2 separate regions of the Homo sapiens genome follow, and region 1 is linked to region 2. Evidence: read pairs that join two places in POLR2A ChIA-PET (ENCODE). Cell type or tissue: A673. All regions are shown on one strand.

Evidence for each region. Peaks named below come from ENCODE experiments on the same cell type or tissue, not always from the same donor. Only the 100,000 strongest peaks of a DNase experiment are listed, where the experiment ranks them.
Region 1: POLR2A ChIA-PET joins it to region 2 with 16 read pairs; 3 of 35 experiments call an interaction of 5 or more read pairs at or near these places.

Annotation. Positions count from the first base shown.
Region 1 is chr7:151,413,520-151,421,519 of GRCh38, reverse strand. No RefSeq gene overlaps it. Among named protein-coding and RNA genes, the nearest start is that of WDR86, 7.5 kb to the right of the region's middle. In A673, no CTCF peak of the experiment used is centred here; no DNase peak of the experiment used is centred here; H3K27me3 peaks cover 282 bases.
Region 2 is chr7:151,884,906-151,892,905 of GRCh38, reverse strand. No RefSeq gene overlaps it. Among named protein-coding and RNA genes, the nearest start is that of PRKAG2, 12 kb to the right of the region's middle. RefSeq lists enhancers at 2,068-2,568, 3,537-4,348, 4,349-5,160. In A673, no CTCF peak of the experiment used is centred here; a DNase peak (open chromatin) is centred at 4,445.

The DNA of each region.
Region 1 (8,000 bases), 470 kb after region 2:
TGAAATTCCCAGACCCGGGTCAGCCCACAGACCTGGCACCCTTTGAATGTGAAGGCCAGGCATCCTTGAAGAGGGCAGCTGCTATAATATCACATGTGTATTCTGACTTTTTTTTTTTGGGGGGGGACAGAGTCTCACTCTGTTGCCCAGGTTGGAATGCAGTGGTGCAATCTTGGCTCACTGCAACCTCTGCCTCTTGGGTTCAAGCGATTCTCCTGCCTCAGCCTCCTGAGTAGCTGGGATTACAGGTACATGCCACTGTGCTGGCTAATTTTTGAATTTTTAGTAGAGATGGGGTTTCACCATGTTGGCCAGGCTGGTCTTGAACTTCTGACCTCCTGTGATCTACCTGCCTCAGCCTCCCAAATGCTGGGATTACAGGCGTGGGCCACCATGCCCAGCCTTTCTGTGACTTAACTTTAAAAACTCTGACCTTTGAGCCAGGTGGGTGCTCATGTCTATAGTCCCAGCTACTCGAGAAGCTGTGGTGGGAGGACTGGTTGAGCCCAAGAGTCCGAGGCTGCAATGAGCTATGATCATACCAGTGCACTCCAACCAGGGTGAAAGAGTGAGACTCCATCTCTTAAAAAAGAAAAGGTAAGGTATTTAAGCCTTCTCTCCTTGGAATTAAACTTGGTGCAAAAGCACACTGGGAAAAAGCAGGCTGGAGCCAAGTCCACTTGCAGCAACATCGTGGAGATGATTCCACAAGGCCCAGCTGCCGAGCTCCCTGGCATCTCCCTAGTGCTTATCCTTCAAATCTGGATATTTATCTCTATCTTCTCTTGCTCTCTTTTCAATAAATCCATTTTTCTTGCTTAAACTCACTAAACTCATTTATTTCACCGCAACCAGAGAATCTGGATGGTTCCCACTTTCTCCCTTTTTCTGCTCCCAGCAACATAAAGGCGGGTGTGGAGTGGATGGCCCCACCAGCCCTGGCTCCCACTAGGAAGGACACTGAACTCACACAAAATACCCTTTGTAGGATTAGCAACCCCAGCACTCCTTAAGCTGGGCTTCAGAATCCACACAAAGAATAAGCAAAGGCATAATTTTGTGGGCAGTTAGAAATCCTATGGAGTGAGTGGAAACAGACATTCCTGCATGGGGCTCCCTCCTCGTCCCTCCCAGTCACACACACACTCTAACCACGGTGCCTTACTGTGGCAGATAAGAACAAAAGCCCCTTTCAAGACATGTGGTGCCTATGTGCAGAAGGTCTGAGATCTCCATCTGGGCTGGGAGAACTGTGCCAGGTGCCAAGAGCCTTGCCGTGGCTTGCTTGTCTCGGTCCTCAGAAATGCACTGAGAATGGAGGAAGCGGTCAAGGAAGGGTCTTCCAAGTCCTTTGGATTTTCTCCTTAACATCTGGTATCTCCCAGGTCTGAGGCTGGAAGGATTTGTGATATTTTTCCCATTCTGTGGGTTGATTTTTCACTTTCTTGATAGCATACTTTGAAGCACAAGAGCTTTTCATTTTGATGAAGTCTGATTTTTTTTCCTTGTTTGCTTATTCTCTAGGTGTATCTAAGAAGTCATTGCCTAATCCAAGATTAAGAAAACTTACACCTGTGTTTTCTTCTAAAAGCATTAGAGCTTTAGCTCGTACATTTAGGTCTTTGATTCATTTTTAGTTAATTTTTCTATATGGTATGAGGTAGAGGCCCAAATGTATCCTGCATATGGCTATCCAGTGGTCCCAGCAGCATTTTTTGTAAAGATTACTCTTTCCCCTGCTGAATGGTCCATACATGTCTGGGCTCTCAATTCTATTCTATTAATCTATATGCCTATCCTCATGCCATACATTGATTGACTTTTGGATGTTAAACCAACCTTGAATTCCTGGGATAAACCTTGGTTACCATGTTTTATTGTTTTTATACATTCTTGAACTCAATTGCTAAAATTTTTAAAAGAATTTTTGCATCTATGCTCATGATAAATATTGGTGTGTAATTTTCTTATTTCTATTTTTATTTATTTTATTTTATTTTATTTTATTTTATTTTATTTTATTTTATTTTATTTTATTTTATTTTTTGAGATGGAGTCTTGCTCTGTCGCCCAGGCTGGAGTGCAGTGGCACGATCTCAGCTCACTGCAAGCTCTGCCTCCCGGGTTCAGGCCATTCTCCTGCCTCAGCCTCTGGAGTAGCTGGGACTACAGGCATCTGCCACCACGCCCGACTAATTTTTTGTATTTTTAGTAGAGACGGGGTTTCACCGTGTTAGCCAGGATGGTCTCGATTTCCTGACCTCGTGATCCACCCGCCTCAGCCTCCCAAAGTGCTAGGATTACAGGCGTGAGCCACCACACCCGGACTTTATTTATTTTTTGAGACAGGGTTTTGCTCTGTCACCCAAGCTGGAATGCAGTGGTGCGATCACAACTCACTGCAGCCTCAACCTCCCAGGCTCAAGTGATCCTCCCACCTCAGTCTCCCAAGCAGCTGAAACTACAGGAACATGCCACCATGCCAGCTGATTTTTTAAAATGTTAATACAGATGAGGTCTTGCTGTGTTGCTCAGGCTGGTCTCAAATTCCTGGACTCAAGTGATCTTCCTGCCCTGGCCTCCCAAAGTGGTGGGATTACAGGCATGAGTCACGGTGTCCAGCCTATAATTTTCTTTACAAATAATGTCTCTGATTTTGGTATCAGGGTAATACCAGCCTCATGGAATAAATTGAGAAGTGTTCCCACCTCTTCAGTTTTCTGGGAAATTTTGTGGAGAATTGGTATTATTTCTTCCTTAAATGTTTTATGCAATTCCCCAGTAAAACCACCTAGGCCTTGAATTTTCTTTGTGGAACGTTTTATCCAGATATTCGATTTTAAAAATAAATAAAAATAGATATAGAGCTATTTTGATTACATACTCTTCTTGATGCAACTTTGGTAGTTTGTGCGTTTTATGTTTTTGTGATGGGGTACAATGAGTTTCTTGAATCTATGGACTTATTCATCAAATTTGGAAACTTTTCAGCCATTATTTCTTCAAATATTTTTTCTGTTACCTCCTTTTTCTCCTCTTCTACAAGGACTCCAATTACATATATTTAGGGTACCTGTCCCACAGATCACTGATTTTTTTTTTCATTTTTAAGTTCCTTTTTCTTTCTGTTTTTCATTTTGGATAGTTTCTCCTGCTGTGTCTTTAAGTTTACTAATATTTTCTTCTGTATCATCTAATCTGCTGTTAATCCCACCCAGTGTTGTTTAATTCCAGATATTGCTTTCATCTCTAGATGTTCAATTTTGAACTGTTTGATATCTTCCATGTTCCTACATAAGTTTTTGAACATATGGAATACAGTACAATCACTGAATAACTGTCCTTTTTTTTTTTTTTTTTTTTTGAGATGGTGTCTCACTCTCTCGCCAGGCTGGAGTGCAGTAGTGCGATCTTAGCTCACTGCAACCTCTGCCTCCCAGGTTCAAGAGATTCTCCTGCTTCAGCCTCCTGAGTACGGGGACTACAGGCGCGTGCCACCATGCCTGGCTAATTTTTGTATTATTAGGAGAGACAGGGTTTCACCATATTGGCCGAGCTGGTCTCGAACTCCTGACCTCATGATCTGCCCACTCCGGCCTCCCAAAGTGCTGGGATTACAGGTGTGAGCCACTGTGCCTGGCCAATAACTGTCCTTTAAAAAATTATTTTCAACTTTTATTTTGGGTTCAAGGGTACATGTGCAGGTTTGTTACATGGGTAAACTCGTGTCATAGGGACTTGTTGTACAAATTACTTCATCACCCAAGTACTAAGCCAGGTACCCAACAGTTATTTTTTCTGATCCTCTCCCTCCTCCCACCTGCTACCCCCAAGTAGGCCCCAGTATCTGTTATTCCCCTCTTTGTGTCCATATGTTCTTTTCTTTTCTTTTCTTTTTTTTTGAGATGGAATCCCACTCTGTTCAAGGCTGGAGTGCAGTGGCATGATCTCAGCTCACTGCAGTCTCTGCCTCCCTGGTTCAAGTGGTTCTCCTGCCTAAGCCTCCCGAGTAGCTGGGATTACAGCTGCATGCCACCACACCCGGCTAATTTTTGTATTTTTAGTAGAGACAGGGTATCACCATGTTGGCCAGGCTGGTCTTGAACTCCTGACCTCATGATCCGCCTGCCTTGGCCTCCCAAAGTGCTGGGATTACAGGCATGAGCCACTGCACCCGGCCCCATGTGTTCTTATCCACAGCAACTGTCTTCACGCCTCTGTCTGCACTATTCTCCACTCTGTGCAGATGCTGAGTTGCCTCTGACCCTATCCTACTTGGAGTCGTTTCCTCCCATGCACGTGCTGACGGACACTCAGCTGATGTGGAGGGGGAACCTGTGTAGCGCTCCAGGGCTCTCCCTTCTCTAGTCCTCTGTCCTGCTCACTCCAGTCCCTTAGTTCTCCCTAGACACTCAGCTGTTTCCTCAACCAAGGAAGTCCACTGGGCTCCGTCTGGGATCCCCGTTCCTGCTCTGTGGTCTGGACATTCTCTCAAGGCAGTAAACCGGGCCAGTCATCGGCTCGCCTCATTTTTTCCCGTCTCTTGGGGATTGCTGTCCTTCACCACCTGGTGTACAGTGTCTTGAAAACAATTGCTTCATATATTTTGTGTTTGTTTAGGGTTGTTTCAGAGAGGAGGCAGGAGGGTAAATGGGTCCTTGTTACTCCCTCTTGGCCAGAAGCAGAAGTCAAAGTGAGTGAATTTTGAAAGCTGTTTTAAAACTGCATTCCCTCTATCTCATTAGCCTCTGACATTTCTCTGAAGTTGCCAGGAAGAGGCTGTATGGGGGATAAAGTGAAAATTTGGGGGGATGGGATGTTTACCAGCTGGCTTTCTCCAGAACCGCCCTGTCCTTATAACATAGCCCTGGTGAGAGACCCAGGAAGGGCCCAGACGTTCCAGTCCCAGGTGTTGGGGGACCACAGAAACCTATGCGCATCCCAATTCCGGACCTCCCTCTGTGCCTAGGGCCAGGCTCCAAGCAGCAACTCTCTAACTCAGCTGGGCCTGACTCTGGACTCCAGGGCTAGAGGCAGTGACCAACAGAGACCAGGACAAAGACTTCCTAGCAGGAGCAGACGATCTGGTCTCTTGACGCTGCCTCCTTTGAAATGCGGAACCTGACTGGAATAGACATTGACCCCTTGGAGCCAGATGGAGAGAACGCTGTTCTGAATGTGAGGGAGTGGGAGGTGTGGGGGAGATCTGAGCCCTTGAGCGCATGGCCTGGCTCAGGGACACCAGGGCTCTCTGGACATCTAGCGCTGCTCCCATCCTTCTCTGGACTCCAGCAACACTGACAATCTAGACACATGTACATACTGGGTTCTAAGGGTATATGGCCATATGTTATTCTCCAAACATTAAATACTTTTAATTCTCTGATATTGTTCTGCAAACATTAATCACAGTAGTAATAATAGAGGTGCTTCATAGAGCTTTTTCTTTTTAATGGCACAAAATAAGTTTTATGTGTGTACGTGGTAAAACACACATAACATAAAATTTACCATCATAACCATTTTAAATTGTGCAATCCAGTGGCATTAAGCATATTTACAATGTTATGCAACCATCACCACTGTCTGGTTATAGAACATTTCATCACCCCAAACCGAAACCTGGTGCCCAGGAAGGAGTGACTCCCTATTCCCCTCCTCCAAGCTCTGGGCAGCCACTGATCTGCTCCCCTCTGTAGGGATTGGTCCATTCTGGAGATTTCACATCAGTGGAGTCATACATTGGTCTTTTGTGTCTGGCTTCTTTCACTTAGCATGTTTTCTAGGCTCAACCATGTTGTAGAATGCATCAGTGCTTCCTTTTGGAGCTAATACTCTTCCATTGTATGAACATAGCACGTTTTGTTGATCTGTTTATCTGTTCATGGAAACTTGGGTTGTTTCCACCTTTTGGCTATTGTGGATGGAGCTGCTATGAACATTAAGTCCAAATTTCTGTTTGAACACCTGTTTTCAATTCTCTGAGGTATGTACCTAGGAGTAGAATTACTAGATCATATGGTAATTCTGTGTTTAACCTTACTGAGGAACCTCCACACTCTTTTCCAAAGTGGCAGTACCATCTTACATTCCCACCAACATTGCATGAGTGTTACAATTTCTCCACATCCTCACCAGCCCTTGTGATTTTCCATTTTAAAAATGATGGCCCAGACTAGTGGATATGAAGTGATATCTCACTGTATGTATGGTTTTTTAAAAACAGCTTTGGCTGGGCCGGTGGCTCACGCCTGTAATCCCAGCACTTTGGGAGGCTGAGGCGGGCGGATCATGAGGTCAGGAGTTTGAGACCAGCCTGACCAACATGGTGAAACTCCATCTCTACTAAAAATACAAAAATTAACTGGCCATGGTGGCGTGTGCCTGTAATTCCAGCTACTCAGGAGGCTGAGGCAGGAGAATCGCTTGAACTCAGGAGGTGGAGGTTGCAGTGAGCCGAGATCGCGCCACTGCACTCCAGCCTGGACAACAGAGTGAGACTCCATCTAAATAAAAAACAAAAACAAAAACAAAAAAACCCCCAGCTTTATGGAGAAATAGTTCACATACTGTATAGCTGATCCATGTAAAGTGTACAATTCAATGGTTTTTTAATATATTCACAGATATATTAAAATAAGCAACCAGTACCACAGTCCATTTTAGAACATTTTCATCACCCCAAAAAGGAACCGTGTATACTATACCCATCACTTCTCCACTCCCCAGACCTCTTCCCCAAGCCCTAGGCAACCACTAACCAACTATCTCTGTAGACTCCCTTGTTCTGGACCGTGCAGATGAATGGAATCAGGTAATATGTGGTCTTTGGTGACTGACTTCTCTCACTTAATCTGTTTTCAAGGTCCCTGCACGTGGTACCGTTTATCAGCACCTCACTCTTTGTCATGGCGGAACAGTATTCCATTATATGCATATGCCACATTTAGTTAATCTACTCATGGGCTGATGAACCGTGGGGCTGTTTCTTCCCTTGTCTATTAGGAATAATGCTCATTTCTCTTGGGTATATATGGAATTGCTGGGTCACATTATAACTCTATGTTTAATCATTCGAGGGACTGCCAGACGGTCACATAGCAGCTGCACCATCTTACATTCTCACCAGCAGTGTGTGAGGGTTGATTTTTCCACATCCTCACCCACACTTATTTTATTTTTCCCATCCTATGATTACCCATCGTAGTGGGTGTTAAGTGGCATCTCACTGTACTTTTGATTTGCATTTCCTTTATGACTAATGACAGTGAGCATCTTTTCTTTTCTTTCTTTTTTGAGACGGAGTTTCACTCTTGTTGCCTAGGCTGGAGTGCAATGGCACGATCTTAGCTCACTGCAACCTCTGCCTCACAGGTTCAAGCAATTCTCCAGCCTCAGCCTCCTGAGTAGCTGGATTACAGGCGCCTGCCACCACACCTGGCTAATTTTTTCTATTTTTAGTAGAAACGGGGTTTCACCATGTTGGCCAGGCTGGTCTCAAACTCCTGACCTCAGGTGATCCGCCCACCTCCGCCTCCCACAGTGCTGGGATTACAGGCGTGAGCCACCGCGCCCGGCCAACAGTGAGCATCTCTTCACATGCTCATTCGTCACGAGCACATCTTTGGGGAAACGTCAAGTCCTTTTTCCATTTTAAAACTGGGTGGCGGTCTTTCATTGTTGAATTGTAGGAGTTTTTTAATATGTTCTGGATTGTAGACCTTTGTCAGATACGTGATTTTCTCCCATCATATGGGTTGTCTTTTCATTCTCTTGACAGTGTCTTTTGATGCACACGTTTTGAATTTTAATGAAGTCCAATTTATTTTCCATAGAGCCTCTTGTATGGTTTTAAAACTTATAGTGCTTATAAGATAGTACAAATATAGATACAAAGAATAATCTAATGAAACCACATGTACCCACTACTAAGATTTCACATAATCATTTGACTTCAGACTTTCAGTGACTGAGTTTTTAGGTGTGGGCAGGTATTTCTG
Region 2 (8,000 bases):
GGATACTTTGCAATCTCATGTAGTCCTAGGATCAACCATTCTGTTAATCTGTTTTGTTTGTTCATTTTTGAGACGTAGTCTTGCTCTGTTGCCCAGGCTGGAGTACAGTTGTGCTATCTCCGCTCACTGAAACTTCAGCCCCTCAGGTTCAAGCGATTCTCCTGCCTCACCCTCCCGAGTAGCTGGGATCACAGGCACCCGCCACCACGCCCGGCTAATTGTTGTATTTTTAGTAGAAATGGGCTTTCCCCATGTTGGCCAGGCTGGTCGTGAACTCCTGACCTCAAGTGATCTGCCCGCCTCATCCTCCTTAAGTGCTGGGATTACAGTCGTGAGCCCCCACACCTGGCCCATTTTGTGAATCTGAATTTTAAAATGGAAAGAGATACTAGGGTCAAACAAATGAGGAACAGGTAAGAGTACACCAAAAGGAAAGTAGGTTTATTTTTCCTCACTCCTCAGCCCATCCCCTCAGCCCAGAGTTATCTGGTTACAGTGCTGCGGGAATTTAACCATAAATAAATGGAATCTGAATTATGCTTGTCAAAGTAAGTGACCAACATCAGCTGATGGTTCTGAGTTTTGGCTTCTGCAGTCGCTATTTTTTTTCTTGCTCAAGTAACTTGAAAAATTACTAATGGACATTGCTAATCCCAGTTATTAGTAAGCTTTAGTCAGGCTCTCTTCGACTACAAAGGGAAAAGTTATTTTCCTATAGGGGAAGATTAATGCACTCAAGTTCCACCAGTTATTCGTCTAAATCCCCAGAGTAACAAGAAGATCCAATGCCTCTGCTTTACTTGAGCCTGGAAATGACTCTGGCATCCCACAAGCACCAATCGGAGTCAGAAGCCCACCCACCCAAAGACTCGGGATTTTATGAACCACAAGTCTGCCGTCCCCACAGACACCCAGCATGGAGGCTTTGTGATAAAACCAAAGTCATTCCCTGTTCAACACTGCTCCCGCCCTGATGCTGCCCGGGGATCGCAGGAGTGCAGGGCTACCTGACCACAATGAAGGCTGTGGGGGCTGTGGGGCAGAGGAGAGGCTGCAGCAGCTCAGTAACAGGTACTCATGTTAGTTATAGCTCTGCTGACACAACGTGTCTTTCCTTCTTTGCTTCTCTCCTCCCTGCCACGCTTCTTTACCTCCTCCACTTGTTCTAGAAAGAATAACCTACAAATGGACAAAAATGACAACATGATTAAGTTAACTAAAAGTGAGTTTATTCGTTAGGACTCTTGCATTGCAGGAGACAGGAATCCCACACTATCTTAAGAAAATATGGGAATGTTCTTGACTCACAGGGAGAAGCAGAGGAGGGATTGGTCTTAAGGATGACAGGAACCCAGGCTTTGCTGTTCCTCCCATCTCTGAGTACTGTACCCTGGCTCCCAGTCTGGCCGTCCCTGGAGCAGGGGTAGTGCCAGGCTGAAGTCTAACTGCCTCGAGATAAGAATGGAAAGGGCTCTGTCAGCGCCAGAGTCACAAGGAAGGCTCTGATTGGCCACCAAGACCAAGTCTCCCGACTGGGGGTGATTATGACAGGCTGAGCCAGGGACTAGGGAGGCAGAATACCAGCGTCCCCTACCAGACCTAAATACTGTGCTGGGAGAGGTAATTTCCTCCAATAGCAGATGTGTGTATACGTCAAGCCAGGAGCACGCACTTGCTGTGGGTGGGCCACAGCTTGGGTGATTATGTTCCAGTCAGCTCTAGGACTCACAAGATACAAACAGACCAAGAGTTCAGGAGAAAGACAACTATTCTTGGTTTAAGACCGAACAGGAATTTCTCTCTAGAGATCTTAGCGTATGTCTTTTTGTTTGTTTGTTTCAAACTATCAAATCCCCAAGGTGGTTAGCACCCATGGAGCCCTGGCCGCTGTAACAAAATGGAGTCCTCTCCAAGAGTTCCCGGTAGAAACAGCACTCTCCATAGTGGCCTTGTGCCCTTCTCCTTGGAGCCCTGACCCAAACAGCCCCTGTGTCTCCTCTCCCTCCAGAGTCCCCTGCGCAAAGCCCAGCTCTGCTAAGGATCACTCTTCTCAAATCCCACGTGATCCCGCTTCTGACTGAATAAAAGTCCCTTCTTTCTGCCTGGCCCTGAAGTAGATCACATCTATGGGCCTCGAGCTCATTCCGTCATTCAGTTATCGAAAAGTCACTGGAAAAAGACTCATGTAAAATCAGCAATTCCTATAACAACCAACACCCCCACTGTTACACCTCACATGGCATAGTCTCTCTTCAGCAAAGATCTGAAGATGTTTGCAATAATAGTCCAAATAACAGCAAATATCACCGGCATGAAATGGAAAGGGGAAGTAGGCTGGCATCCCCTCTCCACATTCCCCTCCCTGGGAGAAGGAGCTCCGCCCACGCAGTGAGGTGGGAGGCAGCCCTGCTCTGCTGCCCAGAGCCTCTGTGGCGCAGGGCGTTCTCCACAGCATCCTTGACAGCCTGTCAGGTGACAGCAGGGTGGCTCAACACAGCACCTGCAATTCTCTAGCAGGAAAGACAGATGCAAAATGTGTGACTGCTTTTTTTCTGGTTCCCAAAATACTTCCCAGGAGAAGGAGCAGAGGAAGGGCCAGGGCAGTGGATCTCAAACGATATGCACACGTGAGTGCACACACATGCTTACACATGCACACACACGCTCACACATGTCCACACGCACACACACATGCACACACGTACGCATGCGCACACGAACACACATGCACACATGTACACACTTTTGCACATGCACACGCACACACGAACACACAAATGCACACACATATGAATGCACACACAAGCACACACACATGCATACACATGCCCTACCCCAAATCCCCCAACCACAGCCTGGGGAAGGAGCCCAGGCACCTCCTGGACCCTCTGAAGCAGGGCCTGAGGGCCACTCTGAGAAACGCTGCTCCTAACTCCAAGGTGCCAGGTCCCCGGCTGCCCTGGACCCACGGGAACAGCCTTCTAGGAAACACACTCTCTTCTGCGGTGAGGGTGGCCTCTGGGGGCCAGGTGTATTAGCTTCAGAGGGCAACAGGGCATGTGCCCAGGAAATTGTGGACTTTTTGCAATTTTCCAGAAGATTCTGGAAAGCAAACCACGTTGACGGTGCTACAGCTGTGTGTCTGGTATTTGCACTAACATCAAGGAAGAGACAGGAACGAATGTGAGTGGAGCCTCTGCCAGCCCTGCTGCCTGCAAACACCTGGGCATCCTTCTCTCCTTTTTGCTCAGTGGCTACGTGGCTTGCCTGCAGTCACACCAGCAGCAAGCAGCCAGGCAGGTCTGACTCCAGAGCCCAGGCTCCTTCCTGTGCACCTCTTTAAAGTCCCAAGGCCAGCGCACACAGAGGCACGTCCCTGGGTGGTGTCATTAGGGAAGCAACCAAAAGGAACCGCAGCCCTGGCCCCTACTTCTTCTGCAGAGGCTGAAATTCCACCATTAGTAATTACTTTCCTGGGAGGAAAAGTATATTAGGGTTCTCCAGAAAAACAGAGGCAATAGTGTTTGTATATGTATGTGTGTATGTATAATGTACATACATATACTTATATATGTGTATATCGCAGCCATTCTTTAAACTTACTCCCCTCCCTCCCACCGCGTGCACACACACACACACAGAGGAGAGAGAGATTGATAAGATTGATTCACTTTAAGGGACGAGCTTGTGATTATGGGGGCTGCCAAGCCTGAAATCTGCAGGACAGGCCAGCAGGCTGGAAATTCAGGTGCGAGCTGAGGTTGTAGCTTTGAGTCAGAAGGCTGTCTGGAGGCAGAATTCCTTTTTCCCTGGGGCATCTGAGTCTTTTCTCCCATGGCCTCCAAATGACTGGATGTGACCCACCCTGCTGTGGAGGATGGAGGGTGATCTGTTTTCAGTCCACTCATTTAGACGTTCATCTCATTTGAAAAAGGCCTTCACGGAAGCATGTGACCGGCATTTGACCAAACAGCTGAGCACCGCAGCCTGGCCACATTGACATTTAACGTTAGCCATGGCAGAGCCCATTAAATCGGCATGTGGGGCTCCGTGCAGAGCCACAACACCCTGGCTCTGACCTGCCGCTGATGGCTGTTAGCCTGGTGATCTCCAACAGGGCCGCTGTGTAAGTCACTCAGCCTTTTCAAACCTTGTATTTGTGTGTGGCAGGGTAGGGGTGGGGATATAATTCTTACTGTAAGAATGAAATGAGCTGACATCCATGAACACACCGTGAAATGGAAAATCCTCCACGCCTGTGTTTCTCACTCTGTGGTGGGAGTGGGTTCAGCTGGTATTTTCCTGTCTGCATGTCCACTGGATCATCACTCCCAGGCTCCTGTAGAGGAAGGGCCCTATTGATCTGCCATCAGTAGGATGGGCATTTGGCGGCTCAATCAGTGCAGATGGGTTTCTGGTGACTCATCGCACAGCATGCGCTCAATAAGTATTTATTGCCTGAGTGCGGGAAGACAAGGCAGCCACTCCTTGTACTCACCACACAAACTTTGGTGTCCGACTCAGTTCTCCAAGAGTCCAGAGAGAAAGGGAGAGAGCATCCTCAACAGACTCCTCGACGGTCTGATGGCAAGGACCTTGGAAATCACCCCACCTGGCGGTCTCACTTCACAGATGAAGGCGGTGGAGGCTCAGAGAGGCACGTGCCTGCCAAGTCTGGCATGGGATGGTCGCCGGTCCAGGACCGGGGCCCAGGCCTCCTGCCCAACATCAATAAATAGGACAGAAATTACTGTGAAAGTCTATCTCCTCCTCCACTGCTTCACATCTTTTCCAGAATAAATGCCATATAGAAAAAAAAAAGATTTAAATGTAATATGATTTTTTATGTTAAAAAAAGGAAACAGTACAAATGCAGAAGTAAATATGGGAGAGATTTTAAAAATAATTTTGAAGTAGGAAGGGCTTCTCTAAATATGGCAGAAAACCCCAAATAGCCATAACAAATAAATTAATGAAATAAAACATATAAAAAGAAAAAATCCTGCATGGAGAAAAGGCATAATAAACAAAGTCAGAAGACAAAAAATAACTGGGAAGAAATATTTGCCACCCACTGATGAGGAGCTAATCTCTTTATATATAAAGAGTGCCTATAAGTAGATAAGAAAATGATCCACTACCCAATAGGAGAATAGGCAAAAATCACAAATAGACAACAGACAGAAAGAGAACTCAAAAAAGACACGCGAATGTGTAAAAAGATGTGCATTCTTATTTATCACAAGAAAAATACACAGTAAAAGTGCGAGATACTATTTTCACCTAAGAGGTGGGCAAATATCAAAAAGTTAGAAATAGATTTGTGTCGATGAAGGTGTAGAGAGACAGGCGTGTTCATACACTGTGGGTGAGAGTGCAAACGGATGAACGTCCCAAGGAAAACAAATCACTGGTCTATGAAACTGAATCATGTCTTCACACCTTGTTCTAGCAAGTCCCTGTCTAAGCATTTGTCCTTCGGCACACTCCAAAATGTGTGAAATGACATGTGCACAGCATTCCAGCATTGGAAACAGCCTACATTTTCATCAGTAGAGGACTGCACACATAAATACAAGGTAATACATAAGTAATGATAATAAATTATGCAATGCTCGTACCATGGAATACTAGGCAGCCATTCTCAGGAATGAAGCAGCTCTCTATGAAAGGATATACACAATCTTCAAGACTTACTGCTGAGTTGGAAGAAAAGATAGAGGACATCATCAACAGCAGGCCTCCTCTGTGGGGGGAGAATGTCCACATGGACCTCAGCCTCCCACTCCCCTCCAGAGTCCGTCTCACCTTTTCTCGCCCTTCAAACCTCCCATCCACAGGTGGCACTGCCTCTTATTCACGGGGAAAACAGAAGCGCTCAGGAAAGAGCCTCACAAGCTCCCTGACTGTGTCTCCCAGGCTGCATTCGACGCGGTCCCTTCCAGTCACCTGGGTGATCTGTCCCATCTCCCACCTGTTGGCGGCCGGCCACGCCGCTGGTTCAGCTCATCTCTCTTGTCTATGAGGTTTTCCCCTCTCTTTCCCGCACCGTCGACACAACTCCCTCCCCTGAATGTTACAGGGTTGTTAGCACACAAACATGCCGTAATATCCCCCATCTTTTTTTTTTTTTTTTTTAAGACAGGGTCTCACTCTGTCACTCAGGCTGGAGTGCAGTAGTGTGATCTTGGCTCACTGCAGCCTTGACCTCCTGAGCTCAAACGATCCTCCCACCTCAGCCTCCTGAGTAGCTGGGACCACAGGCGTGTGCCACCACACCTGGCTAATTTTTGAATTTTTTGTAGAGATGGGGTTTTGCCATATTTCCCAGGCTGGTCTTGAACTCCTGATCTGAGGTGATCCACCAGCCTTGGCCTCCCAAAGTGCTGGGATTGCAAGCATGAGCCATCGTGCCTGGCCATATCCCTCACGTGAAAAAAAAAAAAAAAAGCCCTCTCTTGACCCACATTTTTCCCTGCTCACCACCTCATTCTCTGCTCCCTCATACAGCAAAGTTCCTAGAAATAGTTCTCACTATTCACCACGTCCTTTCCTCTGGATGTCCAGAGCCAGTCCCAGCAGGCTACTGCTCTCAAGCTCCTCTGCTCCTGCAAGCTAACCAGTGGCCTCCAGGTCACCATCAACTCTGCCTCTTCTTCTAACTCACTGCTTCTTCTCTCCCTTGCTCTCTGCAGGCCACTTTCTCCCAATTCCCTGATGACTCCCTGGCTGTTCTTTCCTGGTCCCTTTGTTGGCTCTTTCTTATCTCCCCAGCCTCCAGCTGTTGGAGGCTGCGAGGTACAGTCCCAACCTCTTTGCTGTCTACATTCTCATCCTAGACCATCTCTTCCCACCTCACAGCTTTAAATTCCATCCCTTGGTTGACGACTTCCAAACAAGCGTCTCTTGTCACCCTGACCCCTGTCTCTCTGGACTCTTCACTTGGGTGTTTGATGTATGTCTGAAGTTTACTGTATCCAAAAGCAAACTGTTTCCCCAGCCCCTCCCTGCCCCTGCCGTCCCAGTAAGTGGGATCATTCCAGGTGCTCCCATGCTGCCCTTTCCTCCTCTCAGACCCCACATCCAATCTATCAGCAAATTCTGGGGATTCTGTCTTCAAAACATATCCAGAAATAACAATGCCTTCTTGCCACTGCTCCTCTCCCACCCTGGCCTGAGCACTGTCACCTCCTGCCTGATGACACGATGGCCTTCTTACTGTGCTCCCCTGTTCTTTCCCTGTTGCTTGCACAGTCTTTTCTCTCCATAGCAGCCAGGCTGCTAAGGTCCTTTAAAAACGTGAATCAGATTGTGTCATTCTTCTAGTTGATGTTCTCCAACATGATCTCATCTCACTCAGATAAAAGCCAAGGCCCTTACTGTCCAATATGTTAAGTCCTACCACTCTTTCTCTCACCAACTTCAAACACCCCGATCTCACCCTTCTGTTTTGGAATCCTCTCCCCAGCGACCCACATGGCTCACCCCACCATGTCCGTCAGAGGTCTGCTCGAGTATTCCGTGACTCTAGGGCCACAGTCAAGGCTGCCCGGCAGACGCTGGGCCCACTGAGGGAGGGTCAGGCTAGTGGGGCCACAGCCACAGAGGCAGGAAATGCTTCCCATGATGCTGCTCAAGGCAAAATAACAGCAGAAGAATCCCCTGGCTTCTGTTGCCCTCCTACTCTTCCATTCTCTCCTATTGGCCAAAGCTCGCCGGACACCAGTTGGTGAAAGATCCTGGGACTAGAGGCCCTGGCAGTCCATAGCCGGGCAGGTCAGGGAATGGATCTAAGAGCAGAGGGAACCGGCCACACAAAAATAGATCCCCACGCAAATGAGCACAGCCCCATACTGGACCGTAAGTCAGTCTTTGGGGAAATGGTTACCATGACACCGTTCTAGAGATGTGTCAGTGAACATCTTGGTGAACAGTTTGCACCAGCTTCTTAAACCTGAAAGATAAAGAATAGGGTTGAAACCAATGGTCCTACCGAGGCG